Linked DNA regions of Homo sapiens: all the other regions are linked to region 1. The links are chromatin loops, found by intact Hi-C in ENCODE. Cell type or tissue: HCT116. All regions are shown on one strand.

Evidence for each region. Peaks named below come from ENCODE experiments on the same cell type or tissue, not always from the same donor. Only the 100,000 strongest peaks of a DNase experiment are listed, where the experiment ranks them.
Region 2: a loop joins it to region 1, with 3 times the contacts of the local background. A loop is called at or near these places in 28 of 110 quality-filtered maps.
Region 3: it touches region 1 in a loop (12-fold over the local background); 6 of 110 quality-filtered maps call a loop at or near these places.

What each region holds. Positions count from the first base shown.
Region 1 is chr4:73,016,573-73,021,572 of GRCh38, reverse strand. No RefSeq gene overlaps it. Among named protein-coding and RNA genes, the nearest start is that of COX18, 51 kb to the left of the region's middle. In HCT116, CTCF peaks have their summits at 1,730 and 1,930 (motif pointing right); a DNase peak (open chromatin) is centred at 1,932; H3K27me3 peaks cover 468 bases.
Region 2 is chr4:72,293,795-72,298,794 of GRCh38, reverse strand. ADAMTS3 (ADAM metallopeptidase with thrombospondin type 1 motif 3) reads left to right here. Exons shown (of 22, transcript NM_014243.3): 18 at 353-518; 19 at 3,009-3,141. Among named protein-coding and RNA genes, the nearest start is that of NPFFR2, 260 kb to the right of the region's middle. In HCT116, a CTCF peak has its summit at 2,680 (motif pointing left); a DNase peak (open chromatin) is centred at 2,654.
Region 3 is chr4:71,730,462-71,735,461 of GRCh38, reverse strand. No RefSeq gene overlaps it. Among named protein-coding and RNA genes, the nearest start is that of GC, 51 kb to the left of the region's middle. In HCT116, a CTCF peak has its summit at 2,549 (motif pointing left); a DNase peak (open chromatin) is centred at 2,564.

The DNA.
Region 1 (5,000 bases):
ATTTAGCATTTTTAAAACTTATGACTAGCAGTTTATGTTTTTAGAAGTGATGAAACAACTGTTTCATGTACATATCAGCATATAATATTTGTGTAATAAGCAGACACAGAAGTCATTCTGTTAGAATTCTAATATCTTTCTCTGGATGCCTATACATAGCAAGTCTGTCCCTCTACCTTTTAGCTCAAGAGTATAAAGAATCTCTACTGTTTTTAGTTTGTCAAGTTTAATTTGATCACTCAAGTGTTTTTTTCCAAGTTGGCATCATGTGGGGTTGGAACCAAGGTGCATGTCCTTGTATTAGGCTAAAAAGCAGTGCTGGAAGGACCTTGAGAGATCAGCAAGTACAGGAATTTTGAGATCTGTGGTTTTCATGATCAATAACATTTCAATCACAAAGAGTCTAATTACATCTTGAATTAAGAGTCACTAAGCAAAGCACACATAAATCACACGGTCTGTAATTAACAGAGCCTGCAGTGAGGCCCTGGTCAACCTGTCTCTGGATTCCAACCTGCTCAGCTCTCCTCTCTCAGTAAGTTTCAGTAGCTCTTCAGTAATTTCATAGACTAAAAATCTGTGGGTCAGTTTAAGGTTGGTGATGTTTTTTACATGGTGAGACATTCAAGCCACCCTTCAAATCCAAACCATCAGTCACACCACCAGTGCTTCATAAAAAGGAATATTTGGCCGGGTGCGGTAGCTCACACCTGTAATCCCAGCACTTTGGGAGGCCGAGGCAGGTGGATCACCTGAGGTCAGGAGTTCAAGACCAGCCTGGCCAACATGATGAAACCCCGTCTCTACTAAAAACACAAAAAATTAGCTGGGCAGGGTGGTGGGCACCTGCAATCCCAGCTACTTGGAAGGCTGAGGCAGGAAAATCTCTTGAACCTCAGAGGCGGAGGTTGCAGTGAGCCGAGGTCACCTGCCATTGCACTCCAGCCTGGGCAACAAGAGTGTAACTCTGTCTCAAACAAAGGAATATTTGAGCACCAAATAGGTAAGAAATATTTAATCTCAGAATCGATGATAATCTTTTAATTTAGTAACTTCACTTTAGGTAAAACTCTATATTGTTCATCTCACCAAGGACAAATGAACTCTCTTAGTTTGCTGGTGTCCCACAAGCAAGGAGCAGAGAACTGAGTTCTTATTGGGTTCGATAGGTAGAAACTATGATAGTTCTAGTTTCTTCTCTCTTTTCAGTTGTTGCTAGTGAAGGATACACACAAAAACTAAGAGGCAGAATGCAATAGGCAGAAAATAGATTATTCCATAATGAAATTTTCAATTCTCCATCAGTATGGCATTTTAATTTTCTGAAAAATCTATTTTGTTTCTGAACCTTATTTAGAAATGTACCAGTAGTTATTCAAGGAAAAGAATAATGTTTACTGCTCCATGGCAGAAATTATGCTCGATGTTTTGCATACTTATTTAATCTTCACTACAACTCAGAAGCAGCCTCAAGGAAAATTAGTTTTTTTGCCTAAGTCTCACAGTGACGAGTGAGGTCCATATGCCTGCTTTCCATACCACTGATTTTCTTGATGTTTTGTTTGTTTTTTTTAGCCCACAACTAACATCATATGATTTTCATGATGTTTAGTATTTTCCTTAGAAATATGTAATAGCATTTTCTTACCATCTGGAATTAACCATATTATTGCCTATATCTACAAATTCTCCTGAGTTCATTTTACCATAGCTGTGGTGAAAGGAGGGGCTTTTTGGAAGCACCAAGCAAGTATTAGTGGAGGGGAAGAAATGGAAAAGAGCTACATTTGCTGGCCGATCAATGTAGGGGTAGTGTAGAAGAATTCAAGCCAATGATAACATTTCTTCTTTTGGAACCATTTCCCATGAAAAAAATAGTTAAAATTCCCCAAGAAACCAATCTTCACTAATATCACCACCAGGGGGCAATCAACACTGTCAGATTGTGGTGGTTCCAAATGCAGTAAAAATACAGCACCACCGGTTTTTTGTAATTATACCTTTTCTCTTTTTCCATTTTTTCTTTCCCAGAATAATGGGTACACTAGGCAGATATTTTGTTCTTTAATGTATCTCGACTTTGAATGCTTTTATAAGATTACATGGAAAATAAATAATTCTTGTATGATGTTTAACCATATATTATGTACGAAGGATTGATTGAACTTGCTAGTAACCGTGACCATTTCCTTTTAGGATAACTTTTCTAGAACCTTCCATGAAGATGATGCTGTAGGATAAATATGCCACTAGAATGCTCCCTGCCTCCCATCTCCAGTTCTCTCATTTTATTCAGTTCTAGTGTATTGTGAATTTCTTTCCCATTAATGAAAATTTTCTGGCCCCTTGGTTTTCAGATAATTTTCTTCTAAACTCTTACATAGGGAATTCCCTCTTACATAGGGAATTTTAGTGTCAATTCCCTATACCCCACTTAGTCCTGTACGACTTAACACCATTCACTTTTCAAGTGTTTCTTTATTTCTTTCACAACCGTAAAAGCTCCAGGGAGGACAATCAATTGAAAACTTTCTCCCCAGGCCACAATAGTCTAGGGTTGAAACTGGGGTCTCGATGACAATAATAAAACATATTTTCAGGTTCTTTCCTCACTCAATTTGTGAGAACTACAGGTCCCCCAGGTTTTTTCAAACTAATTCTGTGAGTCCGCCTTGGTTTTCTTCCATGCGCTGGTCCATCAGTCTGCGTGGCTGTCAGGATGGGTCAGTGCTTCCCTTTGCCCCAGCAGTGAGGCAGGTGGGGCTCCTGCTGGACAGCTGGCTCCTGCCAGTGCTGTCACCACCACCAGGGCTGCCCATCAATCTGGTTCCTCCCCAGCGCCTTCTGCAGAGGTAGCCTCTTCGACCTCACTCCTCAGGCCTCTGCACCGCAAAGGTGATCCAAAAAGGAGAATTATTAATCCTCTCTTGTGCTGTGTTCTATAGCATGACACCATGCAATATGAACTTGTGGTCATAAAATCTTACAGAATTTAGAAAAGTAGGAATTTTACTGTTGTGCACCTTTTATTTATCTTTTCCACCTTACAAACTATGTTTTAAATATTTTCTGATTTACAAAATCATTTCAAAGCCCTCAATGAGAAATTTTATAATACAAAAATGTTTCTCTGTGCCTGTTGTGGTGTAAGTATACGTGTACATGTGTATGCCTATGTGCATGTGTGTACACTTGATCTTAGGCACAAGCCTGAGATTTTGTGCATGTGTCTACACAAGATGTTTTGCTTTTACCAAACAGCATGTTATTGTGTAATTTAAATAATTTATTTGGTAAAAGCCTGTGTCTGCAAAATACAAACTCTTTCTGTTAAACATCCAAATCAAAATGGCTTGGGTACCAATCTGACAAAGAAGCACACAGTGCAGGCTTTTCCCTGGTTTCTTTGTTCCAAGTATCCTGAACACCTACACTCATACCTCAACTAATTCTTGTTGCTCTCCTCTGGCTGCCTTCTCAAACTTGAATGTAGCCCTGAGGGTCACAGGCTGCATCTCTTAACTCCCAGGAGAGTTCAGCCTTGGACTCAGTTACCCCTGGGCACTTTCTTCACTATGATGTCACAGCTGTTAGGGAAGTTCCTAATACCCTGCTTGCTGTTGTCCTTGCTCCTGGTAAAAATATCTATGGATCTGCAATTTGAGGTTTGAAGGAGATATTTCTCAGCATGATGCTTAGTTGAAGTGTCCACAGCAACATTGTCTGGTCCATGTAGACAACTTTTGATTCATGTATTTACTCATTGACTCCCTCATTTTTTCTTTCATTCAGGGAAAATATTCATTGAGTACTACATGCCAGGAACAATGCTAAGAGCTGCACAGAACTTTACTTCATGGTGTCACAGGGCCTGGGTGTGAGGAGCTGAGATAAAACAGGTTCCAGCATTAGATGTATGCTGATCCTGAAACCTGCATTCCCTTCAATGCCTAAGGCCCTGGATCTCAGTTCTGGTGATCGGCAGCCTAGTCTTTCTTATTTGGGTTTCCTTGTGGGACATAACGTTTTTGTTTATGTCTGCTTTGGCTTGGATATATCCACCCTCTCCCACACTAGTGAATCAGACAGATTTTTAAATCTTTAGATTCTCAAAATTATGGGCCATTTCATTTCTTATCAGGAGGCACCATTTACTGTGTATACATTTATATAAGCAGATGGTACTACTCAGCTCCACCAAATAGACCTAAGCTCTAAATGCAACTACTTTGTTGAAAAAGGTGACAATTCTTTTACCTATAGAATCTGAGCCCCCGTTCAGCTGTAATATCCTATAATAACTATGTATATAATTTGGAATTCTTCCCTCCTCCTCCTCGACCCCTTCATATTCTCAAACTTTATATATATAATAAATGCTAGCATATATCATTAAATATTCATTGAAAAAGATCTTTAATACCCACATAATCATCCATTATGTGAATGCACCATAAATTATTTCACCATATTACTGGATAATTTGTTTTTTTAAAATACATTTTTGTTGTTATATGAAATGCTATGATGAGAAATCTTGGATATAAATGTCAGCCTACATTTGATTATTTCTTTAGGAATAATTTCTAGGAGTAGAATTACTGGCTTTTATTAAACATGACTTTTTTTTTACAGCAACTTATGAGAAGCTATTCCACCATATCTTTGTTAACAAAAGTTTTAGCATTTATAATTTTGAAATGATAGATGCATTGTTTTAATTTACACTTTTGTAATTACCATTAAGACTGAACATTTTAGTATGTTTGTTGGGTTTTGTGTTTCTGTTAATTTCAATGCTTTTTATATTTATTTATAATCTTCCTTTATATGATCAACATAATGGCCTTTTGTTATATGTGTGCCAAGATCTTTTTCTTCATTGTGTAGTTTTTCAATTTTGGTTATAATATTTTAGCTATGTACAAACTTAAAACTTTTATGCACTCAAATCTTTTCATGTTTTTCTTTGTTATTTTCTAGCACTATCATTCATATTC
Region 2 (5,000 bases), 720 kb after region 1:
TTAATTATAATTCTTTACACTTAAAAGTTAAAATCCTTTAAAAAGGAGATGATATAATTTAAGGAAACCTACAGTGAACCTTATAAAGTTATTATTTTTATAATACAAACTCTTACTCCTCAGTGTATGTATTTTTTAACACTTTTATGTTAAAAGTTTTATAGATACTTCATCTTTTTCTTAAACAGGGCACATTTGCACTATGGTTTATAGAAATAAAAACATTATAATTTTTGAAACTATTTGAAAGTTTTCAGTTTTAATAAGAGCAATATTCTGAAATATTTGTAATTTTACACTCAAAATTTAAAACCCTCAGGTGATTTACATATTGATTTCATGTGTATGTTAGATTATACCTCAAGAAAATGATACCCGCTCTAGCCTGACATATAAGTACATCATCCATGAAGACTCTGTACCTACAATCAACAGCAACAATGTCATCCAGGAAGAATTAGATACTTTTGAGTGGGCTTTGAAGAGCTGGTCTCAGTGTTCCAAACCCTGTGGTGGAGGTAACCATTGAACACATTTATTATATTAAAATGTAATGCATATAAAAACCAATCTTGCTTCTACCTTTATTGCTGTCTCTAATCGAGGCCACAATCTGAGAAACACCAAACATAACCATCAAAACATCAATACAAAACATTTTTACTGAAATCTCAGAATCACCAAATCATAGGATTCCTTTCATAACAGTGACAGACCTTAAAATCCTCTTGCCCTTTTCTCTCAGGTCCTTTGTCTTGCATTTACTGTAGTGGTACCCTTAATCACTTTATTCTTCCCAAACTCCAAAACTCTCCCAAATTCAGTGTACTCTGGTCCTCATCTTTCTTCTTACCTACTTTTGCTTTCTGTATCTCTCTGCATTTCTACCAGAGTTAATAACAAAAGAGCTATTGGTTACATGACTGTGTAACTGACTATGCTATGTATTTGAAACCAGATACTGTTCTAAATGCTTTATATATCAATGCATGAATACTCACAATGGCCCTACGCAGTTGGTACTGTTGTTATCTCTGTTAAAGTGGTAGCAAAACTGAAGCACACAGAAGATAATTGCCCAGAGCCCATAGGATTCAAACCCAGATAACCTGGCTTCTGAACACATGCTCTCACTCACTGCACTGTGCTGCCTCCGTTCCCTCTCCAGAGTCCATTAAGCTGGATTTAATGTCTCTCAATTTCTCCCATCATCCATTCCTCTAGTTCTAAACAAGTGCTCCATTACCAATTTCCCACCATGGGCAGGAGAAGGCAAGAGGCTGTTACAAAAATGACAGCAAATAATTGAGAACAAAATTTGTATTAGGCAGTGCTTGTGTAAATTATTTATTTTATAATTTTAAGTTCAAGGCTGTATTTCTAAAGTGTTTTCTTGAGGGAAGAATACAATAGTTAAGTATTTTAAATGACATCTCTTTATCCATTACAAGATGCTTATTTAATTTGGACCCTCCCTTCTGCTGTACTCTCAACATTTACTTGGTCATAATATTTGTCAGATATACCTTCTTCATATCTACCACATCTATTCCTTCTTCACCAGACTCCAGTCACCACTTTGGGAGGGACGATTATTGCAATAGCCTTTTAACTAGTCAACTAATATTGATGTTCTTCTCTTCCTTAATTTACAGGGTAATTTTTCTTGAATGCATGCATGAATGAATGGTAAAATTATATTATTTCCCAGATTAAAATCCTTCAGTCTTCTAACATGTTGCCCTGAAGACACAACATCACTTTATGTAGCATTCTTTCTAAAAATGAATCCCTTGAATCTCATCATTAGAACACAGTTAAACAGGCCCAAATTTCGGAACATTTTATAAAACAAATAGTTTTTAAATTTCAAAACTAGTAAATGCCGTAAGACAAAAAGAGGTTCAGTAATTATTTCTGATTGATGGAGGCTGGAGACATAACAGTTAAACGCAACATATGATCCTTGACTGGAAAAGGATTGCCATAAATAACATGATAGGGACAACTGAACATTTTTGAATAGGTCTGTATGTTAGATAATAGCACTATGTCTATGTTAAATGTCCTGATTTTAAGAATTATATTATAGTTATATAAGAGAATGTACTTCTGAAATCTGTGCTGAAGTATTTAGGAGTGAAGGATCAGGATGTCCTCAACTTTCAAATGGTTCAGCAAAATTATATGTATATTTACACACATACACATATATAAAGAAATATAGCAAATGTGACATAGTCACAAAAGATCAATCTAGATGCAAGGTATACAAATATTGTTTTTTCTTACAACTTTTGGATAGGTTTGAATTTTTTCAAATTTATATACATAATTACAAATATAAAAGTTGATGTTTGAGAGACCCTCAGTAACTCCCTATAACCTTCAGGATAATGTCCAGAAACTTGTTAGACACTGAAGGCTTTCAAGATCTGATCCTTCCCTAACTCGTGCACTCTTCACACATGATCCTCTAGCCACATGAAGAAACCGCAGTTTTTCACACGTTATTTCCTTTGCTTGGAGAATAATTCTGCTTCATTTCCATTACCCCATACTATTTGAACTTCAGTATTCTGCTGAAGAAAAGTACTGATCCTCTAAGCTTTCCCCTCCCCTCCAAGTTACAGATCTCTTCCCTCTGTGTTCCTTTGGTGCCCTCTACTGTAAGTTATTTACATAGTTTTCTAAAAGCCTATGTCACTAAGTATTGTCACAGTGGTTTTCGTATCTACCTCTCATGCTAGACTGTGTATATTTAGAGTCTAGTTCTTTAACATGCATGCAGTTGCAATATTTATCAAACGTATTCTCTGAAAAGGTAAAAGTTTTTGTTTATTTAATGTTCTTTGGGACCTTCAGCACCTATTGAAGTGCCGGTTTGTATGCACTCAATACATATTTATTGAATGGATGAATAAATGTATGAATGAGTAAGTGAATAATCAAGTAACTATCAGCATGAAGAAGTGATTAAATCCAAAGAACTTTATTTCCTTTTCCAGGTTTCCAGTACACTAAATATGGATGCCGTAGGAAAAGTGATAATAAAATGGTCCATCGCAGCTTCTGTGAGGCCAACAAAAAGCCGAAACCTATTAGACGAATGTGCAATATTCAAGAGTGTACACATCCACTGTAAGCATCTATTTTAACTATCATATCTGGAGGTCAAAATCAGGACTTCACTGCCTTTAGCTCTTTTTAGTTTTGATTTTATTTTCAGTCAAAGCTCTATATAGACATGGTTTAAATAGTCAAGTCACTTCACAGGAATTATATAAAGCTGCAGTTCTGTGCCTTTCACCACATTCTTGTTCCTCAAAAACAACCACTTTCAACTGTTATATTTATTTTGATATTTGGTAATTACTTGCTTCCATCTAAGTCAAATGTTTTTGCTTCTATTCCTTGACTTTTTTTGGGAGGTGGGTTAGACATTATACATTGAATTTTCACTGTGAAATCTGAAGATTGTATTATTTTATGACCACTCCGCAAATGCACACCCAGAGGCCACACTTTCTCCTTCCCTGCTACTCCCATTACTGACCTAACATACCTTTTACTGATCGCAATATTCAGGGTTTGTATTAACATGTATCTCTCTTAATACCTGAGTCACACAGCATGCATTGATTATTATGGTTTCTTTCTTGTAACGTTTCTTCCAGAATAAATGAATATTTTGATTTTATGTATTTGATCTTCTACTACTTTTCCCTAATTCATTCCCAAACTCTCTTTCTCAGTATCAATCCCCTCAAAATACTAAACATCCAAGTATCCTGTCACTTTAGTCTCCATAGAAATGGAAGAGTCTTAGAGAACAGAGAGTTCTCTGTGTTCCAGCTCCAGCTTGGACTTTTTACCAGCTTTCATCCTAGGGTTTCCTTTCATCATCCTCCTTGGAATTCCTACTACGTTTCTCTTCTCTGGGATTTACTGTTACTCCAAACTATAATATATCATCCCTCAGACTCAAAAATACTGTTCTATTATTATCTACACTCAAGTGTTGCTGTTGAAAAGTCAGTTGCCATTCTGATTCTCAGTTCTTTCTCAATGACCTGTTTTGGTCTCTTTGTCTTTCAAAGTTTGTAGGACCGTCATTTTGTTCCTAGTGTCCTGAAATCCCAGTGATGAAATTGACTTGGTGCTCATTTTTACTCATCGTTGTGCTGTGTACTTATAGAGTTTTTTAATTGAAAAATAAAAATTGTATGTTTTTATGGGGTACGATGTAATGTTTTGATGTATGCATACATTGTGGAATGATTAAACTCAGCTAATTAACCAATCTATCACATCACATACTTATCATTTTTTGTGGTACACACATTTCAAATCTGCTCTCCTAGCAATTTTGAAATATCAGTTTCATAATTATTAACCATAGACACTATGCTGTTCAGTAGATCTCAAAAACATGTTTCTTCTAACTGAAACTTTGTACCCCTTGACCAACATCTTTCCATTACTCCTTCACCCTCACCCAAGCCCCTAATCACCACCATTCTAGTCTCCACTTCTGTGAGTTCCACTTTTATAGATTCCACATATGGAATCTAGAAAACAAGTGAAGGTCACATGGTATTTGTCTTTCTGTGTCTGATTCATTTCACTTAGCATAACTTCCTCCAGTTTCATCTATGTTGTGGCAAATGACACAAACTTTTAAATAAATAAAATGTATATCTTTTATCTCTGGAAGATTTTCTTGTATTTTTTTTGTTTTGAAAAAAATTCTCCCGTGTTCCTCAGTGTTCTTTCTTTCTGGGACATTAGTAGCTTGGATTTTCTCTCCTATTGTCCATTGTTGCACTTGCCGAACCTTTCATTTTTGCTATCATATCATTAATATTCAAGAGATCTATTCAAGTATTTCTTTTTCAAGGCATTTGATTTTTATTTCACAGATGCAATGTATTCTTTTATCTCTTCTGGAATATCAAGGATTCATTTCCTGTTTCTAAGTAATTTCTTTTGAGTTCTTT
Region 3 (5,000 bases), 1.3 Mb after region 1:
TCAAGTAAAAAAGTTTCTAACAATGGATTGACTGTCTATGTCTATTCTTTTCAATATCAAAAGTATATGAGTAGATTGCAAAAATTTTCTCCCATTCTGTAGGTTGCCTGTTCACTCTGATGGTAGTTTCTTTTGCTGTGCAGAAGCTCTTTAGTTTAATTAGATCCCATTTGTCAACTTTGGCTTTTGTTGCCATTGCTTTTGCTGTTTCAGACATGAAGTCCTTGCGCATGCCTATGTCCTAAATGGTATTGCCTAGGTTTTCTTCTAGGGTTTTTATGGTTTTAGGTCTCACATATAAGTCTTTAATCCATCTTGAATTAATTTTTGTATAAGGTGTAAGGAAGGGATCCAGTTTCAGCTTTCTACATATGGCTAGTCAGTTTTCCCAGCACCATTTATTAAATAGGGAATCCTTTCCCTATTTCTTGTTTTTCTCAGGTTTGTCAAAGATCAGATGGTTGTAGATATGCGGCATTATTTCTGAGGGCTCTGTTCTGTTCCATGGGTCTATATCTCTGTTTTGGTACCAGTACCATGCTGTTTTGGTTACTGTAGCCTTGTAGTATAGTTTGAAGGCCGGTAGCGTGATGCCTCCAGCTTTGTTCTTTTGGCTTAGGATTGACTTGGTGATGCGGGCTCTTTTTTGGTTCCATATGAACTTTCAAGTAGTTTTTTCCAATTCTGTGAAGAAAGTCATTGGTAGCTTGATGGGTATGGCATTGAATCTATAAATTACCTTGGGCAGTATGGCCATTTTCACGATATTGATTCTTCCTACCCATGAGCATGGAATGTTCTTCCATTTGTTTGTATCCTCTTTTATTTCATTGAGCAGTGGTTTGTAGTTCTCCTTGAAGAGGTCCTTCACATCCCTTGTAAGTTGGATTCCTAGGTATTTTATTCTCTTCGAAGCAATTGTGAATGGGACTTCACTCATGATTTGGCTCTCTGTTTGTCTGTTATTGGTGTATAAGAATGCTTGTGATTTTTGTACATTGATTTTGTATCCTGAGACTTTGCTGAAGTTGCTTATCAGCTTAAGGAGATTTTGGGCTGAGACGATGGGGTTTTCTAGATATACAATCATGTCATCTGCAAACAGGGACAATTTGACTTCCTCTTTTCCTAACTGAATACCCTTTATTTCCTTCTCCTTCCTATTGCCCTGGCCAGAACTTCCAATACTATGTTGAATAGGACTGGAGAGAAAGGGCATCATCCCTGTCTTGTGCCAGTTTTCAAAGGGAATGCTTCCAGTTTTTGCCCATTCAGTATGATATTGGCTGTGGGTTTGTCATACATAGCTGCTTATTATTTTGAGATATGTCCCATCAATACCTAATTTATTGAGAGTTTTTAGCATGAAGGGTTGTTGAATTTTGTCAAAGGCCTTTTCTGCATCTGTTGAGATAATCATATGGTTTTGGTCATTGGTTCTGTTCATATGCTGGATTATGTTTATTGATTTGCGTATGTTGAACCAGACTTGCATCCCAGGGATGAAGCCCATTTGGTCATGGTGGATAAGCTTTTTGATGTGCTGCTGGATTCAGTTTAATGAACTCCAACAAATTTACAAGAAAAAAACAAACAACCCCATCAAAAAGCGGGTGAAGGATATGAACAGACACTTCTCAAAAGAAGACATTTATGCAGCCAAAAGACACATGAAAAAATGCTCATCATCACTGGCCATCAGAGAAATGCAAATCAAAACCACAATGAGATACCATCTCACACCAGTTAGAATGGCAATCATTAAAAAGTCAGGAAACAACAGGTGCTGGAGAGGATGTGGAGAAATAGGAACACTTTTGCACTGTTGGTGGGATTGTAAAATAATTCAATCTTTGTGGAAGTCAGTGTGGCAATTCCTCAGGGATCCAGAACTAGAAATACCATTTGACCCAGCCATCCCATTACTGGGTATATAATATACCCAAAGGATTATAAACCATGCTGCTATAAAGACATATGCACACGTATGTTTATTGTGGCACTATTCACAATAGCAAAGACTTGGAACCAACCCAGATGTCCAACAAAGATAGACTGGATTAAGAAAATGTGGCACATACACACCATGGAATACTATACAGCCATAAAAAAGGATGAGTTCATGTCCTTTGTAGGGACATGGATGAAGCTGGAAACCAACATTCTCAGCAAACTATTGCAAGGACAAAAAACCAAACACCGCATGTTCTCACTCATAGGTGGGAATTGAACGATGAGAACACATGGACACAGGAAGGGGAACATCACACACCGGGGCCTGTTGTGGGGTGGGGGGAGCGGGGAGGGATAGCAGAGATATACCTAATGTTAAATGAGTTACTGGGTGCAGCACAGCAACATGGCGCATGTATACATAGGTAACTAAACTGCACGTTGTGCACATGTACCCTAAAACTTAAAGTATAATAAAAAAAAAGAATAAAGTGAAATGGAGACAAGTGAAAAAAAAACAGTATAAATCTTTGCATGTGTTGTATGCTGCACCATGAAAAGCCTCAAAAGAAATGCCTGTTTCAGATAAAAACCTTTGCTTCCACCTTGTGGATGACATGTTTAAATGCAGATGACTGTGCAAAAATAGATTCTGAAATCAGATCTTAATTAAATTAATACAAAATCATCTGGGATATGCTTACTTTGTGCTACAGCTGTAGAGCAACATGAAAAGCAGTTAACAATTTTATTCTCAGAGATTTTAACAATTATGTCAATTTGGCAACTTTGTACACACAGAACAAATCATCCATCCAAATTTTTCATTTAGTTCCTGAGAATGTTTAAAAATATGAGAAAAAATATCTCTTAAAATAGCACTAGTTTTGGAGTACGAGTGTCTACTCAACATTAAACTCCTGCTAAATTTAAGGAAAGGAAAAAATGTGCAAAACAGATAGTAATACTCATTTTTTATACACTTTACTACTTTTCAAAGGACTTTCCTATCTATTTTCTCATCTAATCTTCATCAAAATCACATGAGGCTGATAACCCAGGTCTATTACATGTAATTTACAGATAGAATAGGTTCAGTGAGATGGACACACTAATAAGGGCACACACAAGCAAACAGCAAAGACTGATTTAACAATAGAGAGCATTTATTGAGAACTTTTCTTAAGTACAACCCTTACTGCTTTGTAACTGAGTCACTTATCTATTGCTTAGTAACATGCCACCCAGAAAAAAACAGCTTAAAACAATAACAATCATTAACTGTGCTCACAAATCTGGGGGTTGAGTGGGCTCAGAGTTTCTCATGCAGTTGCAGCCACACAGTGGCTGCAGCTTGGGCCGGGCCATCTTGAAAGGTTTTCTACTCATGTAGTTTAGCAGTTGGGCTGGAAGAAATCAAACATCTGGGGTCCAGAATAGATGGGCTCCTTGAGCATCTCTCTCTAAGTGGTCTCTTCAGGTGGTTTCTCCACATGGCAGCCTCAGGGCAGCCAGAATTTTCATGTGGTGGCTGAAGAGTCCTAGAGTGAGTTTCCCACAAGACAATGGCAGAAGTTATCCTTTTTAGCCGACCCTCAGAAGTCAGGCAACTTCCTTTCTACCATATTAAATTAATCAAAGAAATCCAAAGACCCATTTAAGTTCAACAAGAGGAGAAATAGACTGCGATTTTTGATAAGTATAGTATCAAATAATTTGCAGATGTTTTAAAATAATCACATATAGATTATCTTCAGTAGTCTCCTTGAGATAGGTACTGCTATTATCTTTATATTATGGATGAGGAAGTTGAGGCACAGCATGGTCAGATAATCTCCCATGGTCAATAGCTAGTAAGTTTCATTGGTAAAATTTAATTCCAGATAGTTTGACCCTGCAACATTACATATATATACAATATTTATATATATATTATTTATTTATTGAGATAGCAAGATGAGATAATTCCCTTGACCCCCTTTGTGGGCAGGAACTGGAGTGGCTCGTTTCACTCAGCCTGCCTCTGGCCACTCCTCGTAAAAGGGAGTGTGCAAACGAGTGGGGGAACCGGAGGTAATGAACGCTGAAACTGGCCAGTCACTCCTGTCTGGCAGGAGCAGGCTCTGTGCAGGCCCCACAGCAGCATCCAAGTGTGTTACAACCAATGCTTTTTCAGCTCTGCCATCCAGGGATGATCAAGTGCCAACCAACTCAGCGGAGGGCCCAGGTGGCAGCCCCTGCCCTCTCAGCACCCAGGTTCTTGTCTGGCCTCCAGGAAGAATCAGGTCATACGAATGGATTGAAGGGTAGTGTAGGCGGGGGATTTTATTGGGTAATGGAAGTGGCTCTCAGCGGGATGGGGAATTCGAAGAAGATGGTGCGGGAAGAAGGTGTTCTTTCCCTGCAGCCTGGCTAAGGGCCAGGCCCCTCTTCGAAGTCGCACATCTGAAGTTAACCACATCTATCTGTAGTTTCCAATGCTCAGTTGCTTCTCTGCTCACCATTCAGCTGCTTGTATTCTCAGCGCTCAGCCACTTGTGTTGCTCTGCCAGCTGAAATCTTTTTATGGGCACAGGATAGGGGTGTGGCAGGCCAAAATGCAACATTTAGGCAGAAAAACAGGGTCAGCTGTTTTCACTTAGGGCCTTGGTTCCAGGTTTAAGGGTGGGGTTTAGCCGGGAGCGCAGCCCATATGTATCAATAGGGTCTCACTCTGTCGCCCAGGATGGGGTCCAGTGAAGTGAACATGGTTCACTGCAGCCTCAATCTTCTGGGCTTAAGCAATCCTCCCAACTCAGCCTCCTTAGTAGCTGGGATTACAGGTACATACCACCTCACTCAGCTAATTTTTTATGTTTTGTAGAGGCAGGGTCCCACTATGTTGCCCAAGCTATTCTCAAATTCCTGGTCTCAAGCAATCCTCCCACCTAACCTCCCAAAGTGCTGGGATTACAGGCTTCAGCCACCGCACCTAGCACACTATATATTCTTAACCTCTATGCATACTCTCTTGATGTTGAAATTGGTAGCTGGATATATACTAACAA